Linked DNA regions of Mus musculus: region 2 is linked to region 1. A link is a loop called in an ENCODE intact Hi-C map of the cell type or tissue named here. Cell type or tissue: heart. All regions are shown on one strand.

Region 1 (8,000 bases):
GCCTAAACCAAAACCCCTCCAGGTTTTGGAAGATTAACAAGCTGTTTCTATCATGCAATATCTGGGGTACCCAGGCTTCCTCCCCTCCTTAACCACTACAAAGCACTCTTTTCTCACTACCTCCTGTGAACCTTAGCAAGAACCACATAAAATCAGCATCTTAGAAGTCAAAACTGAAATCTAGGCCCTGTTCACATGCTGAAAAAAAGATTTAAAAAGGTCTTTCCCAGGTATTCCTACCACCTATTTAAACTCCTGGCAAAGAAGCAGAACTGCCATGTAGTTATGATGCCCTTTGTCCTACAGCAAAGTCCAAAGAAAAAGATAGATTCCTCTGTCTTCCCTGATTTACCTTCAGGCTAAACCACTAGGCCAATAGGGAAGCAGTAGTTGACTTCTCCAATCTACACACAGCCAGGATCAGCCACTCACCTCAGGGTCCAAAACACAATACAGCTTTATAGGGTCCCACAGCAAAAGGTGTCAACCAACCTTAAAACAGCAGAGACAGGAAGTGACTCAGCTTCAGCTTCTCTTAAGAACCTTTGCCCTGGGAGAGGCAAAGAGAAAGAAGCAGGAAGGGATATATAAACTTTACCAGACAAGGAGAGACCAAATGACCTTCCAAGAAGAAACCTCTTCCTAAACAAAACTGATTTTTGGCATAAGGCTGTTGCCCCAAACACACTGAAAGTGGAAAGACCTGATTAAACATGTAGAAATGAGGGAGGGGTGGCAGGGGGGCCTCTCTCAATAGTCTATCTGGAGCTCAACTCATACATACCATCCCTGCATTTCAATGTCTCAGACAAATAGGCTTTCAGGATACAGCCCACCTCTCCCCATACCACCTGGGCCTCTTGCAGGTATCTCTTCATCTCAGTGGATGGTCATAAGGCACAAAGTGAACTGCTAGCACACAGTGACTGTCTTTACAACAGTGACCTCCTCAGTGTCACACATGGTTATCTCTACACCTGTTCTTTGAGGATGACAAAGAGGAAGTCAAAGACTGGGTGAAATTGATCCTAAAGGGTAAGAAAAGTTCACTGGGCAGAGAAGAAAAGATGTTCCTAGAAGAGGAAGCAGCTTTTACAAAGATTCCAAGGCTAGAAAAGTAACATGTTTGTTAAGAGAACTGTGAACAATTTATTCAAGCTAGAACACAGAGGAGGAAGTGGCAACAGACAAGGCATGAAGAGGTGAGTTGAGGCCATATAAAGGAAATTGGATGTTGTCCTACAGGCTACAAAGAGCCAACTTTTTTAAGCAGCATAGTTTCATGATCGAATTTGTATTTTTAGAAAGATCATTCTAGGAATAGGCAAGAAAAGATCAACTTTTAAAGCAACAGACTTTAAAAAAAAATAGGTAAGTACCAAGGAGCTGAGGACTCAGGCAAAAGTTGGTGATGATGTGGCAATGGAGATAACAGAGGAAAAGTATTGGTCATCTCAGTGACTGACCAAATTTAGGAGGTAAAGGAGCAGAAATAGAGAATGACATCAAAGTCATCCTCTGGATTGATATAAGAGCAGATGATTGCAAAAAAATGGGTCTTTGGGGCATGTTAATTCAAAGATCACTGTGGAGATTTATGCATAAGTGCATATGTATATTTAGAACACAGAGACTGAGACAGATAAAGAGAAATAATCACATCATTCTGATTTTTTTAATATATTTCCACATTCTCCCTTTAAACTAAAACTTTTTCTCCCCTAACCAGAATGAGAATTCTATGCAACTGCATAGGACCACAACTTATTTCTATTGTTATCTTATGGGACTGAATTCACAACAAGAATTTGTTGAAAGAATAAATGAATGAGTTTGTTTTCCTAGCCCTCACTAAGAGTGCACACACCACCACCAAAATGTTTCTATCACTACAGCATCCTCATCCATGTTTCATCCTCTCAGACCTACCATTCCTCTGTAAATTAAAAGTCAAAATCCATTGTAATTAATGTTACTATGGCAACAAAAAGTTTAGTATAGCAAACAAAAAGCTTTCCGAATTCTGTGCTTTCTCTAGTAGAACCAAGAATTTATACAGATCCTAAGAATGCTCTAACATGCCAACCATAGTAGTGAACACCTTTTACCCTAGCACTTGGAAGGCAGATGCTGGCAGATCTCTGTGGCCAACCAAGCTACACTGTGAGGCCTCATCTGGGGAGAGGGACAAAAAAAAAAGGAGTGGGGGAGGGAGAGGGGAGGAGAGAAAGGCAAAGAAATTCTCTAACATTATCAGTAATACGCCCAATACTATACATGCCCATTCCATGTCATTGATACAATATTAAACAAAGCTCTCATCCCTATGACATGCTCACGCCCCTTAATTTTTTTGTTAACAATTACAAATCATAAAGAAATACTACTTGCAGGTATGAGGTCCTCTATTTCATCACTTTTCCAATATATAATGTGCCCTTTGCCCACACTGCCTTTACTTTCTATTACAAATCTTCCTTCCTCTAGTCACTAGCACTATGAAGATGCCAAACTGACTTGTTTTGTCCCTCTACCCTGTGAAACTGCTAGCTTCTGAATCTGACTCATCTCTAAAATTCCTTCCTTTGCCTACTTCACAAGGTATCAACATAATTTCAGCAAATTTTAAGGATGCTATGTAAAGCATGTCACTTTGATTTTATAATGAATTAATATAATATGTAAGCATGCATGCTACTCAGATATCTAAAGTTACATAAAATTACTATATAAGTACATGGTTCTTCAACCTAAAACAACACACACACCACTATCATTCTGAATGTCAGGATTTCATAAACCAGTAAAATATTTATTTTTTAAAAAGGTGATCAACTTTTTATTTTCATCATTTTCTTTAAACCTACCATGTACTTTACCACTAATTATTTCTCCAGTGAAAGAGCAAAGAGCACCTTAACACCAAAAAAGAACAATAATATTAGAATAAGTTACCCCTGCCCCTCTTTTGGCAGTGTTGGGATCAAACTTATAGTTTTGAATATGGAAGGGCACTCTCCCACTGAGCCACTCCCCCAGGATATAACTTTATTTTTAGTTCTTTCATCCTGTCTTATACAGATGAACGCTACCATGGACTGGATCCACAGGTCAGTGTTTGGGAACCACTACTACAACCTGTTATGCTTGTCGGTCCTCAAAAGTTCTGATTATCTGGCCAGACATATCATTATGAAGAAGGCCTCTTTGGTCTCCAGAGAGAAGAAAATATACCACAAGATAAAATAACTAGCTCTGAAGCTGAGATTCTTTAACAGAATATAAACTGAGGCTGCCTCAAATTCTCTAGGGATAGTCTTCATAGAAAGACCTAAATACTGTTATGGTTAAAGGAGGTTCAAGACACCTCAACTACATAGCCGACTGTCAGATCAGAGAGAAGATCCAGAGAATGGATCATATCACTAGTGAGACTAACTTCCCCAAATTCATGTCTGTGTGGATAAGGAGATGGACTTATAAAATACAAATAAAATGAACTTAATTATAGGATACAGAGGGAAATATGAGCTGTAAAATAGAGAAAACTTTTCAGGTGGTCTAAGTGTTTGGCATCTTGATTTCACAAATATGCACATATGTCAAAACATGTACACTTAAAGTATAAGCATTTACTGTACAAAAATTTGCTTCCACAAAGTCATGGGTTTTTTGTTCCTGCTTTTCAAACTCCTAAGAAGAGCAAACCTAAACACAGTGCTGCATATAACAAGCCATGTGACTTCCATGAAAGCAACTGCTCGTCCAATACAGATGACAGCAACAGGGAAGGAGGAATGTAGTAAGGGTGCCCAGAAGCAGGCAGAGAGAAAATATGGGTAGTTCTCTCTCTCCACCTCTCAAAACACAAAAACAAACTTCCTGATGGCCTCATTTTAAAGTCTGCCTTACAAAAGCAGAACCTGAGGAAACTGTGGTTCCATTATTACTCTGTAGATGACTAAACCTCAAACATTTTCCTTATCACAGTTACTGTTGCTTATGATGCTGTTTTGTGTGTGGTGTTTGGGGTTTGTTATTGTGGTTCTGGGGTTTTTTTTTTTTTCCTCCTCTCTCACTCTCTAACATATCTATGGGCACAGGGCGGCCAAGTGCACAACACTTGCGCCTGTACTTTACTTGATCGTAAACTATTGCTCTCCCTGGACAGGGCATCCAAGGAGGCCCCACAACCAACCTCAGCTCTCATGCAAGTCTCATAACCCTCAAGCCCCTTTCCTCCTCTGCCCTGCTTTCAACTGCTACACCAAGGCACAGCCATCCCCCGCTGGTTCCCGCCTTGGCCTTTAACGCTCCCCATCCCCGCACAGGCCTTACCCCCTCAACTCTTGTCCCAGGACGTCCCTCACCTTTCCAAGCTCAGCGAACCCACACCCTTTGCAAACGGTGGTTATGAGTTCCTTCAACTGGGCCCTTCGGAGCTGGGCCCAGGATCCCCTCCAGCGGGCTTCTTCCTGGTGCACAGCACCTAGGCTGTCCCCTGCCCCCCTACCTCAGATGTTCGCAGCCCCTCACCACCTGCCAACCCTTCACCCTGTCCCTTCAATTCCAAACCCGGTGCCGTCATCCCGAATCCCCTCGGCACCTTGCGCCTCTGCGCGCGCCGCGGCCCACGCGTCTCTTTCACTTGCACCACGCCGCCCTGCCCGGGCCTGTCGGCGGCCGGGCTAGGTGAGTTCAGGCCGCCGCCATCGCTCCTCAGGCGAACCAGCCGCGCCCCGCCCCGCGCCACACGCAGCCCGCGCCCCCGCGCACCTCACGCAACCGCCCAGTGACGCACGGCTGGGCAGCGGCGTGCCAGCTCATTGGTCCGGCCAGGCCCCAGCCAGAGCGTCGACGCCCGTTTCCTGGCAACGGCCGAGCGCAGGGGCGGGGTCTCCGTCCGCATTCCAAGAAAGGAGCGGCTCCACACTCTCAGGCCCCGCCCCCTCGACCCGCAGACTCCGCCCTTCTGAGGATTCTGGCGTTTTATAGGGGACGACTGAGAAGAGGCGGGGACAGAGGAGAGAAATTCGAACCGGAGGGCAGAAGGCTGCTCTAAGGGAGGGACAAGCTTCTGAGGCTAGGAAAGAGTAGGCTTTGGAAGGCACTGGGAGAGATAGAGGGCGAGGACGAGGGGGCGGGAACACAGGCCCTGGGCGGTGCTTATAGCGTCAAGTGGGCAGGGCTTTTCCTAAAGGATAGGCCAAGGGCCAGTCTGTGGGCAGGGCTGTAGAAAGCTCTCCTAGACCAGGCTGTTTGCTACCAAGCTAGTTTGTTTCCACCAGACTTATGCACGCCGGTTGGATTCTACCTTCCTACCCGTGAAGACCGCCTCTTCCTAGCTCTCCCGAAGCTTCCGTGACCTCGTAGAACGTGGAATAAGTTCCTACATGACAGCCTGGATTCCTGATCCGTTAGAACCTGTCTCAGTCTTAGGGCTGCGAAAGGAAAAGCGTCTAGAAGCAGCACTTAGCATGATCCCTGTTCATAGAGGATGAAAGAGCTGAGAGATGGCTTCAGGGAGAAATGCTGGCTGAAACAAGAGTGAGAAACACTAAGAGAATTAGCAGTTTCCGATAAAATCTGTAGTTGATTCTATCAGTGTTACCTGATTGTGATCATTCTGTGATTACATAATATGATGGATGACAGGGGGGCATGGGTAAGGAGTTTACAGCTTTGTGTGTTGTTTTTGTGACTTTTCTGTGATTCTAAAACTGGTTCAAATTAAAAGTATCCATAAAGAAGAAAGAAATAAAAATTTCACCCTAAAGAATTAGCTATCCCAAGGCAAGGCAGAATGGTCAAGACCCGGAGAACACCTGGAGCTGGGAGCATGCAAAGCAAAGATCAGATGAGAATGAAAACGGAATATATAATACTGCGGGACTAGTTGACCGTGTTAGTTTATATTATAGTCTTGGAATTTTATACATAGTCAGGTGGACAGGGCACCTTTGCAAATGGTCATTCAAAAGCAAAGCCCAAAATAGGATCAAAAGGATGTAGAAAAGGGAGTTTGTGGACACTGGGAAGGGTTTGAGACTTGGGTAAAGGGAAGGGAAAGGATTAAATATTGACATCCTGTATAAATTAAAAACCATCAAAGGGAACCAGAGAGATACCATCCTGGTTAAAGCACTGGCTGAGCAAACGTGACAGCCAGAGTTCAAATTCCCCAGAATCTACATAAATACCGGGTGGGTGTTGTGATCCACCGGGATCTGTCCTTGAAAGGTGACTCTGTTTTATTGAGAGAACCTGTCTCATTAAATCAGATGGAAGAACAAACAAGTGTGATTCCTTCCATCAGTCTCAGGCCTCCACAAGCACACACACACACACACACACACCACTCAAGGGCATACTCACAAATTTCCAGAGCTGAGGCATTGTTATGAGAGGTGGGAGTGACAGTGACTAGAAAGAAGAAGAGTGACTCCTCAAGCTTATAATAGTTCTGCTTCTTGAGCCAAGTACTGAGCTGGGTAAGTTCAATTTGTGAAAATATATCAAACTATAGATTTCTCTATTACTGTTGTTCCAGTGATAGTGGTAGTTACTATGTTGGCTGTATTAGTCAGCTGTCCATCACTGTTCCAAAATGAGATTAATAACAGAAAAAAAAAAAGTTTATCTTGATTCAGAAATTTCTGCCATGCTTGCCTTTGGAACAGTGGTGAGGAAGTAGATCATGCCACAGAGTATATGGCAGCGGAGGCTGTTTACCTCGTGCCATCCTAGAAGTAAAGGGTAAGATAGAAAAATGTTAGAACCCCAACATTCTCAAGGGCATACCTCATTGGCATGCTACCTGCCCCTTCCTAAAAGTTTTACCATCCCCCAATTGTGCCAGAACCTATTGACCAAGACCTCAGAACATAGCCTGTGGGGTACCTTTAAGACTCAAACCACAGTACTAAGTAACAAATCACTCCAAATTAGTGGCATAAAGCAGACGGCTTGTTATTCTGTGATTCCAATGAGATGCAGCAGAAGTGGTTTATTTCTATCCCATGAGCATCTAGGAAATTCAAATGTGGGAGTGGCTTGAGCCATCATTAGAATCACCTAAAGGCTTCTTCAATTGCATGTACAGTGCTGGGCTGGAACAAGTGAAAGGCTGAACTCAGCTCAGACTTCTCAAGTTTCTCACAGTGTGATAGACAGGATCAAAGAGAGCAGGATCCTGAGAGGCAGCAATCACAATATGCATACCAAGCTACCCAGAAAGTAGCAACATCTTTGATAGTCTAACCTTAGATGTCACAAAACATCACGCTTAGTATGCTCTATTTGCTGATAGTCACAAGTGACAAACATCAAAAAATTTGCAGTCATTTTTTAAAATATCTGAATTACATAATACTAAATATTGGTCCCAGGTGTTTGGCTGAGAGGACAGAAATGGGCGTTTGGGGTGGGGGAGAAGAGTAGGTGGGAGAAGATAAAGGTGCTGATACACTGGGTTGAAGGGGACTGCGGTGGTTTGAATAAGAATGGCCCCCATAGGCTCATATATTTGAATGCTTAGTCACCAGGGTGTGGAACTCTTTGAAATGATTAGAAAGATTGGAAGGTGTGGCCTTGTTGTATCACTATGGGTAGGCCTTGAGGCTTCAAAAGCCCTAGGCTTGCACTCTCTCTTCCCCCCTCGACCCCTGCCTATGGGTAAGGATATAACTCTCAACAACTACTCCTGCAACATACCTGCCATTATGGCATTACTGGCACCATGCTCCTGACCATGGACCAAACTTCTAAAACTGTAAAGAAGCCCCCAATTGAATGCTTTTTTGGTGGTGGTGGTGGTGGTGGTGGTGGTGGTGGTTAGTTGGTTTGGTTTGGTTTGGTTTGGAGTTTTAAGACAGGGTTTCTCTGTGTAACAGCCCTAGCTGTCTGGGAATTCACTCTGTAGACCAGGCTTGGCCTTGAACTCGAAAAAATGCCTCTGCCTCTGCCTCTGCCTCTGCCTCTGCCTCTGCCTCTGCCTCTGC
Region 2 (8,000 bases), 230 kb before region 1:
TATGTGGCTGGAGCCATGGGTCACTCCATGTGTACTCTTTGGTTGGTGATTTAGTCCCTGGGAGCTCTGGGGAGTCTGGTTGGTTGATGGTTTTGTTCTTTTTATGGGCTTGCAAACCCCTAGATATGAACCTGATTTTCAATTGGACTGTTTGGTTTCTTTGATGCCACACTTCAGGAGTTCTTTATAAATGTTGGATATTAATCTTCTAATAGATGTTGAGTTGGTAAAAACCCTTTCCTATTCTATAGGCTACCACTTTGTCTAAATGACAGTTCCTTCTTCATACAAAGATTTTAGTTTCAAGAAGTCTCATTTATTCATTGATGATCTTAGTACCTGTACTAACAGCATTCTCTTGAGAAAGTCTTCTCCAGTATCAATGTGTTCAATGCTATTCTTTACTTCTATCAGGTTCAGTGTGCCTGGTTTTGTGTTGACGTCTTTGATTGATTTGGAGTTCGGTTTTGTTCAGGGTGATAAGTAGAGATCTATTTGCATTCCTCTACCTGCAGACATCGGTTTGACCAGCACCATTTGCTGAAGTTCATGGGTGGTTGATTTATGTCAGAGTTCTCCATTTTATTCCATTGACCAATATGTCTGTTTTTATGTTAATATCATGTGGTTTTTATTACTGTAGCTTTGTAGTATAGCTTGAAATCAGAGATGGTGATACTTCCAGCAGTTCTTTTATAATTTGATATTGTTTTAGATATCCTGGGTTCTTTGATTTTTCATATGCAGTTGAGAATTGTCCTTTTAAAATCTGTGAAGAATTGTGTTGGAATTTTGATGAAGATTACATTTAATATGTAGATTACTTTTGGTAGGATGGCCATTTTTACTATGCTAATCCTATTAATCCATGATCATGGGAGATCTTTCCATTTTCTGATGTCTTCTTTAATGACTTGAAGTTTTTATGATACAAGTCTTTCACTTGCTTGGTTAAAATTAGCCCCAAGACATTTTATATTATTTGAGGTTACTATGAAAGGTGTTACTTCCCTACTTTTTTCTTAGTCCATTTGCCATTTGTATATAGGTGGCCTACTGATTTTTGTGAGTTAATTTTGTATCCAGCTACATTGCTCAGTGTTTGTAAGCTGTAGGAGTCCTCTGGGGAAATTTTTAGGGTCATTTATGTATACTATTATATCATCTGCAAATAATGAGAATTTGACTTTTTCCTTTCCAGTGTGTATACAATTGATTTTCTTCAGTTGTCTTACTGCTCTAGCTAAGTACTTCAAGTACTATATTAAATAAATATGGAGAAAGGGGACAACTTTGTCTTGGTCCTGATTTTAGTGGAGTTATTTTGAGTTTCTCTCCATTTAAGTTGATGTTGGCTATAGGCTTGCTGCAGTCTGCCTTAATTATGATGAGGTATATCCTTTGTATCCTTAATCTCTCCAAGACTTTTATCATGAAGGGATATTTGTCAAAGGCCTTTTCTGCATCTAATGAGAAGATCATGTCAGATTTTTTCCTTCCAGTTTGTTTATATGTTGGAAAACGTTTATTGATATATAATATATAATATATTGAACCATCTCTATATCTTTGGGATGAAGTCTACTTGATCATGGTGGATGATCTTTTTGATATATTCTTGGATTATGTTTTCAAGCATTTTATTAAGTACTTTTGCACCTATGTTCATAAGATAAATTGGTCTCTAATTCTCTTTATTTGTTGAGTCTGTGTGTTGTTTGGGTATCAGGGTACCTGTAGTCTCATAAAATGAACTGACCAGTGTTCATGTCTTCAGCAGCTAGATTGCTTTCTCTCCCCTATCTTTTATATTCTGTTGGTAAAGTTTGCCTCATAGTTAATAACCAAATTGTTAATTTTTTATTAGAATTCTTTGTTTGGATTTTCTTTATTGAATCTATTTTCAATAAAGAAATTGAACAGTTTTATTCCTTTCTTCTCACTGTTTATGTTTTCCTGGATTTCTTTAAGGGATTTATTTCCTCTTTAAAGGTCACTTTCACTTTTCATAAAGGCTGTTTTGAGATCTTTTTCTTGTGCTTCTGCTGTGGTGGAATATTCACGACCTATTGCCATAGGGTTACTGAACTCTAGTGGAGACATATTGTCCTGGACGTTATTGAATGTGTTTTTATGTTCACATTTGGCATCTGGGATTGGGGTGATTATAGGTTTATGTGCAGATAGCACATTTTGTCTTTGTTGGATGCTGTTTGGTTCCTTGGTTTCTGTTTCTTCTCTGGATTTTAGGTGGATGTGGTAGCTGTATGATGCCTGTTAGAAATTTTTCTGTGGACCTGACAGGCATGACCACCAGGGGCTCCAGGTACAATGTGTTTCTGGATATTGGGTGTTGACGCTTAGGAATGGTTCTAGGATAGGATCTGAGGGCATTCACAGGAGAGAAGAAAGCAGAGTGTTCCACCAAGATCTGCTCAGTTAGCCTCCTTGTAATGGGGGTAAAGAATAAAATAAGTCACTCCAGAAGGCCTGCCATAGAGCTTGGGATGAGACTGGGATTTGGATCTTGAGAAATAGTAGGAGAGGGGAAGATCTGAAGACAACCTGTCTGCTTCTCTAGTAGGAGTGGCTAGGGGAGTTAGCAGGGTGTGCCTGCTACAGGTGGTGCTGGGATAAAGCAATTAGTGGTGAAGGGGGGTTAGGAAAGGATGATCTGTGGAATCTACAGATGTGGGCAGTGAGGGAAGGAAGGCTGCAGCAGGTGTTCCACTGAAGAGTTAGGGATGAGACTAGAGGATTGAATTCGGAAGGATAGAGGGATTGATAAAGGCCTTCAGTTAGCATATCTGGCTTGCTCAACTGGTGTATTCCCAGGGGATGCCTGCTGGTGTTGAAAGCTGAGGTAATGTAATGATTTGGGGGAGAAGAGCCTTCTGATCCATTTGGGATAAGGTCAGAGAGGAAAGTAGGTGCTCTGCTGTAGAGGTAGTAATGAGACTGGGCCCTTGGATCTGGGGGAGCAAAATGAGAGGTGAACATCTGTATCAGCCTGCTTGCTTCTCTGATGGGAGTTTTACAGGCTATTTTGCCCATAAATCCTTCTAAAAGTAGCTTATCTATAAGCAACTAACCATGTTTTTAAAAATCAATAAATAATACTTAGCTATAGATGATGAACTAAATTGATGTAATTGTAGCTACAAATGATGGCATATATCCTTAGATCTAAAACTTGGGAAACATGAGGATACCAATTTTAAGAACTACCTGAGCTATATAGTTAATGCCAGGTTTCATAGTAACACACTGTTTCTATAGTTAAATGAACAAATAAACTTATTATGTATTTCATTTATATATATATACAGATATTGATAAAGTAATAGATTGTTAAATACCAAGAGTTTATACTGCCCTGGTGAAGGCTTGACTAATATGATTTGGTTTGATATTAGCTTTAAATGTCACCAAGGAAAGAAAATCAGAGCATGTGTTTTATTGTTTTTGATCTATTGAATTAACCACTAAAAGCCCCATATGCGTTATAAGTAGGAAGTACAGAATCTTCATGAAGTGACTGGCCCACACATAGGTTTTAGAAATCCCTCAGTGACTGCTGAAACAGAATTGTCAGCCGACTTTCAAACATGAAATAGCAGTGCAGAACTATAATTCGCTCCTTACTGTTATTCTCAATCATAGCCACACGAAGGCACTGTTGCCTTGCCAATAATGAAGAGTCTTCTTCCTTGCAATAATGCTATTGCTTACTCCTATTGGCTGTACAACTTTGACATTCCAAACTTTGTTGTCACAGTCAGCCTGTATTAGCAAAGAGACCTCTCATAGATTTCCTGTTAAGTGACAAAATGTGGAGCCTGGAAAGATGATTCAGAGGCTAAAAGCATTTCCTGCTCTTTCTAAAGATTGGAGTTCACAATCGCCTGTAACTGCAGATCCCATACCCTCTTATGGCTTCCACTTGGATGTGCACACACACACTCACACACACACATACACACACACAGACACACACACATCAGATAGATAGATAGATAGATAGATGATACATACATACATACATACATACATACATACATTATAGATTCCTTCAAAAGATATTTACAAATTTTCTATATATCACCAATTTGAAATTTTACTTCATTTTATCTACTCAACAGAGTGTTCAAAGGCTTCTGCTAGAACAATATCATAGTGTAGGAACCTCAAAACAAGCAACTCTTTTCTTCATCTGCATTCCCTGTCATCTTTACCTGTATGTGAGTTTGCTTCTGGGCCTGTCTAATTGTCTGGCTTGCTCCGTCAACCATCTTCACTGAGACCGGTAACTTGTGGGAAAACTGAGTGATACCCAATGGCATCACTTGTCGTCCAACTTTGTTAAAGTCCATTTCTGTGGTATTTAACATTTGAGCATGAAAGTCAGAAAAACTGAAAGAAGGAGGCAAACCCTGAAGTTACTGCTGTGTTTCACACTGTAAAACGTAATTTCAAACTTCTAAAACTGGGTTGACTGTATCAGTTGGCATGTAAATAGCATCTAGGATGTATCAGGCAAGAATTCGCTGAAGAACCACATAATCCGATCTTTCTCAACTTGTTCTAACAAAAGCATTCCATCCAACACAGAGTAGCACAGGTTAATGTATTTCTTGTCATGCACACAGTCATAGGCACCTTCAGGATGTGATCTCTAGGGTAGGATGGAGGGCTGACTGTATGTTTGGCTGCTTTTGTTACTGTTGATTTTTGTTTTGTTTTGGAGTTTTTGTTTTGTTGGCTTTGTTTGTTTTTTGATAGGGGTGTGTTTGGCTGGTCTTTGTTGTTTTTGAAGACAAGGTTTCAGTGTGAATGCTAGGCTGACTTAGAACTCGTTCTCCTCATGCCCCAGCCTCTCAAATGTTGGGATTATAGCCATAAATCACCACACCCAGCCAAGTGGATTGTTTCTGCAAATTATAGGTGTGCACTCTGCAGAAAATAAAAGTATCATTGTTACTTGAAAGAATGTGAATGACTACACTGGATGAAAAAAGAAAAAAAATAGATGAGCAGAGAGATATTACAGAAAAACTAATCTTGAATTCATGAGAGAACTTTCCCATGGAGACTTCTAAAGTAGAGTCCTTTCTTCTACCTGAAACTTCTTTTGAAAGAAGGAGGGGTGGGCTGTGAACCAGATTGTAAGAGCTTTCTCTAACCTCCTATACCTACTGTCCAGTGACAAACTAAACCCAGCATCTCTGGCTTTATTCCATCCAAAACCCAAACCCACCGCAGGCCTTGTTTACTGACTAGACAAGAGGAAGCACACTTGCTAGTCTCTCATCCACAGCAGGAAATGGAATCTTATACAAAAACAGACACTGAAAGACCACCCAGGGGATGCCTCCACCTATACCCAGTCATCCACAGTTCCCCACAGCTCTCACATCCTTGACTTCCTATTTAGTAGAAGCGAGTTAGTCAAAGATCCCTGCCTACCCAACCCTGTCTGCTGGCTGCTCTCCCTGCTTAGTCCCATATGTCTTACCCTCTTCCTTTAACCTGGAACTCACATGTGCATCTACTGCTATAGTAACCCAGCCAGGCCTTTGGTGAACAAACCATGAGGGTTATAGAAGTTCTTAATTCTCACCTCTTCCTAGTCCCAGATGACTTGGGAAGCAGACTTGAAGGGTAATGAGCTGAGGTTTTAGGAAGTCTATCTATGAAACAACTAAATTGGAATATGCAGGAGAGGACAGTTTCAAAGTAAAATAGAAATTGTAGGGACTTGGTGCAAAGACTGACCCATAAACAGAGATGGAAGGGAAAGAAAGAAACTACAGGGAAGCTTCCTTTATTCTTTGGGCACTGTGGTGTAAGGACCCCTTTCCTGCCATGATCTCACACAGGACTCTGAGTGGTGCTAAGTTTCAGATTGAAATTTATGATGATAAATTTTACATGAAATTTGTGTTTATTCATGGTGATTTTTTTCAAGTAGATTAAAATATCACAGAGAGGATATGTTTTTATTTATTGATAAGCAAAAACGTGGGGTTTTTAACTAATTACAGTACAGAAAAGATAAAATGGTTGAGTTATTTTCAAGAGAGTCAATAAATGATAACCAAAGAATCTGAGCTAGACAAGGACCAGAGTGGTCTAGAGCAGACTCCCTCCATTAGACAGGACTTGCTGGGCTTGGTGTCTTTCACTCAGCCTCATATCCAGTGGCTTGTGAACTACGGTGTTACATAATTTTTAGGTTTTTTTCAGTTATTTTTATTATAGCATGTATTTGTGATATAGAATGATGGCGTACTTTGTTCTTTTGCTCTCTGACCTTCTCTACCTCTCAAGTCCCTCCTCCTATGTTCATGTCTGACGAGGATAGTTTTACAATCTATATTCCACAGATGAAGAAAACTGGCAGTATTTGTCTTTCCCAGTATGACGTCACTTAACACAACCATCTGTAATTCCACCAATTTTCCTACATGATATCACTATGGATGAATAAATCTCTAATGTGTACATGCTGCGTTTATTCTGTTTATTTGACAATGGAATGTTAAACTAGTTCTATATCTTAGCTATTTTGAATGCTTACATAGGCAATACCATCTAACTTGTGTCACACTACCCCACCGCTCCCCCCACACACATACACACTTGAGTGTGCAGTCACCTGAACTCTATTCTGCCCATCACTCCCGAGACACCTGAGTCACAGCCACAGCTTCAAATCTGAGTAGGGCTACACATCACAACGAAAGGAAGTAGAACTCTGAGGGACACAAGGTTAGAGTGATTTAAGAACTGTAAAATGTATCCAAAGAATTTGAAGAAATATACAGGAAAGGACAATGATATCTAGAAATTAGAAGTAGAGTTAGGGATCACTTAACAGGATATTCAGATTAAAATGGAAATTATAATAATATAAGTATTATTATGTTTCATCATCGTCATCATAATCATCACATGTAACTATGAACATTTCTCACAGAGTTAAGCAAAAGCAACCAAATAGCTAGGACTTCAGATCAGTCATATGCAGCCATAGAAAGCTAGAAATGTAGCACATGCATGTTCTCTCTCTCTCTCTCTCTCTCTCTCTCTCTCTCTCTCTCTCTCTTCCTCTGCCCCCAACTCTGGCTCTCCCTCTCAATGCACATTCAACAGATAATCAGTTTCTGCTCAATATTCAAAGAAATCCCTTTAAATTGTTTTCTTTAAGTAAACCAAATAGTTCCTCGGTCCCACCATTCACTGAATCTTTTCTAGACTATAATAACATATAATAAATATACTTATTTGATATTTTCAATTTTCCATTAAAGAGACATTTCACAGAGCAAAACATGATGGTATTTTGTTTTAAGTATTAGTGTTCTATATATTCCAAGTGGCTTTAATTTAATAGTTTTGAAATCTGATCATCAGAGTCGGTCATTAAGGACTGCTTAGTCGCATGGTCCTGGCTTCAGCCTCAGGAGACTTTTCAAACAGGAAAGAAGATGGCTCTGTGAGTCCTTGCTGTGGTCTAAGGACATGTATTCACTTGCCAGGAGTCGCATGTACTTCACAGCATGTACTTATAATCCCAGCATTGGAGTTGAAGACAGGAAGAGCCCAGGGACTTACTGGCCAGGCACTCTAGCCAGTCAATGAGTTCCAGATGCAATGAGAGATCCTGTCTCAAAAACATATAAGTAATTCTAAGAGTAGTGGAAGAAGACACTTGACATGAACTTCTAGCCTCCCCATCCACTCAAGTACATGAGCGCGCGCCGCGCACACACACACACACACACACACACACACACACACACACACACACGAGTAAGATTATTGAAGAAACCTGAACTCTCAGTTTTCTATGAGCTAAAAGTAACATCACTGGCTCCAATTGCAATTATATACCCTGTTTCTTTATCCATTTCTGCAAATCACTGTATCCAACTTTAAATGTGGTTGTATTTATACTCTCTCCCATTGAGGCTCTTGAGTTTTATATAACTAGAAGA

The links. A loop is a pair of places that touch in the nucleus more often than their neighbours do. Peaks named below come from ENCODE experiments on the same cell type or tissue, not always from the same donor. Only the 100,000 strongest peaks of a DNase experiment are listed, where the experiment ranks them.
Region 2: a loop joins it to region 1, with 2.3 times the contacts of the local background. A loop is called at or near these places in 7 of 42 quality-filtered maps.

The regions. Positions count from the first base shown.
Region 1 is chr7:105,395,278-105,403,277 of GRCm38, forward strand. Fam160a2 (family with sequence similarity 160, member A2) reads right to left here and starts at 4,777. Exons shown (of 12, transcript NM_199009.3): 1 at 4,607-4,777. It also overlaps a transcript of Cnga4 not described here. In heart, no CTCF peak of the experiment used is centred here; a DNase peak (open chromatin) is centred at 4,874; H3K4me3 peaks cover 2,167 bases; H3K27ac peaks cover 1,629 bases.
Region 2 is chr7:105,167,260-105,175,259 of GRCm38, forward strand. No RefSeq gene overlaps it. Among named protein-coding and RNA genes, the nearest start is that of Olfr685, 10 kb to the right of the region's middle. In heart, a CTCF peak has its summit at 3,662; no DNase peak of the experiment used is centred here.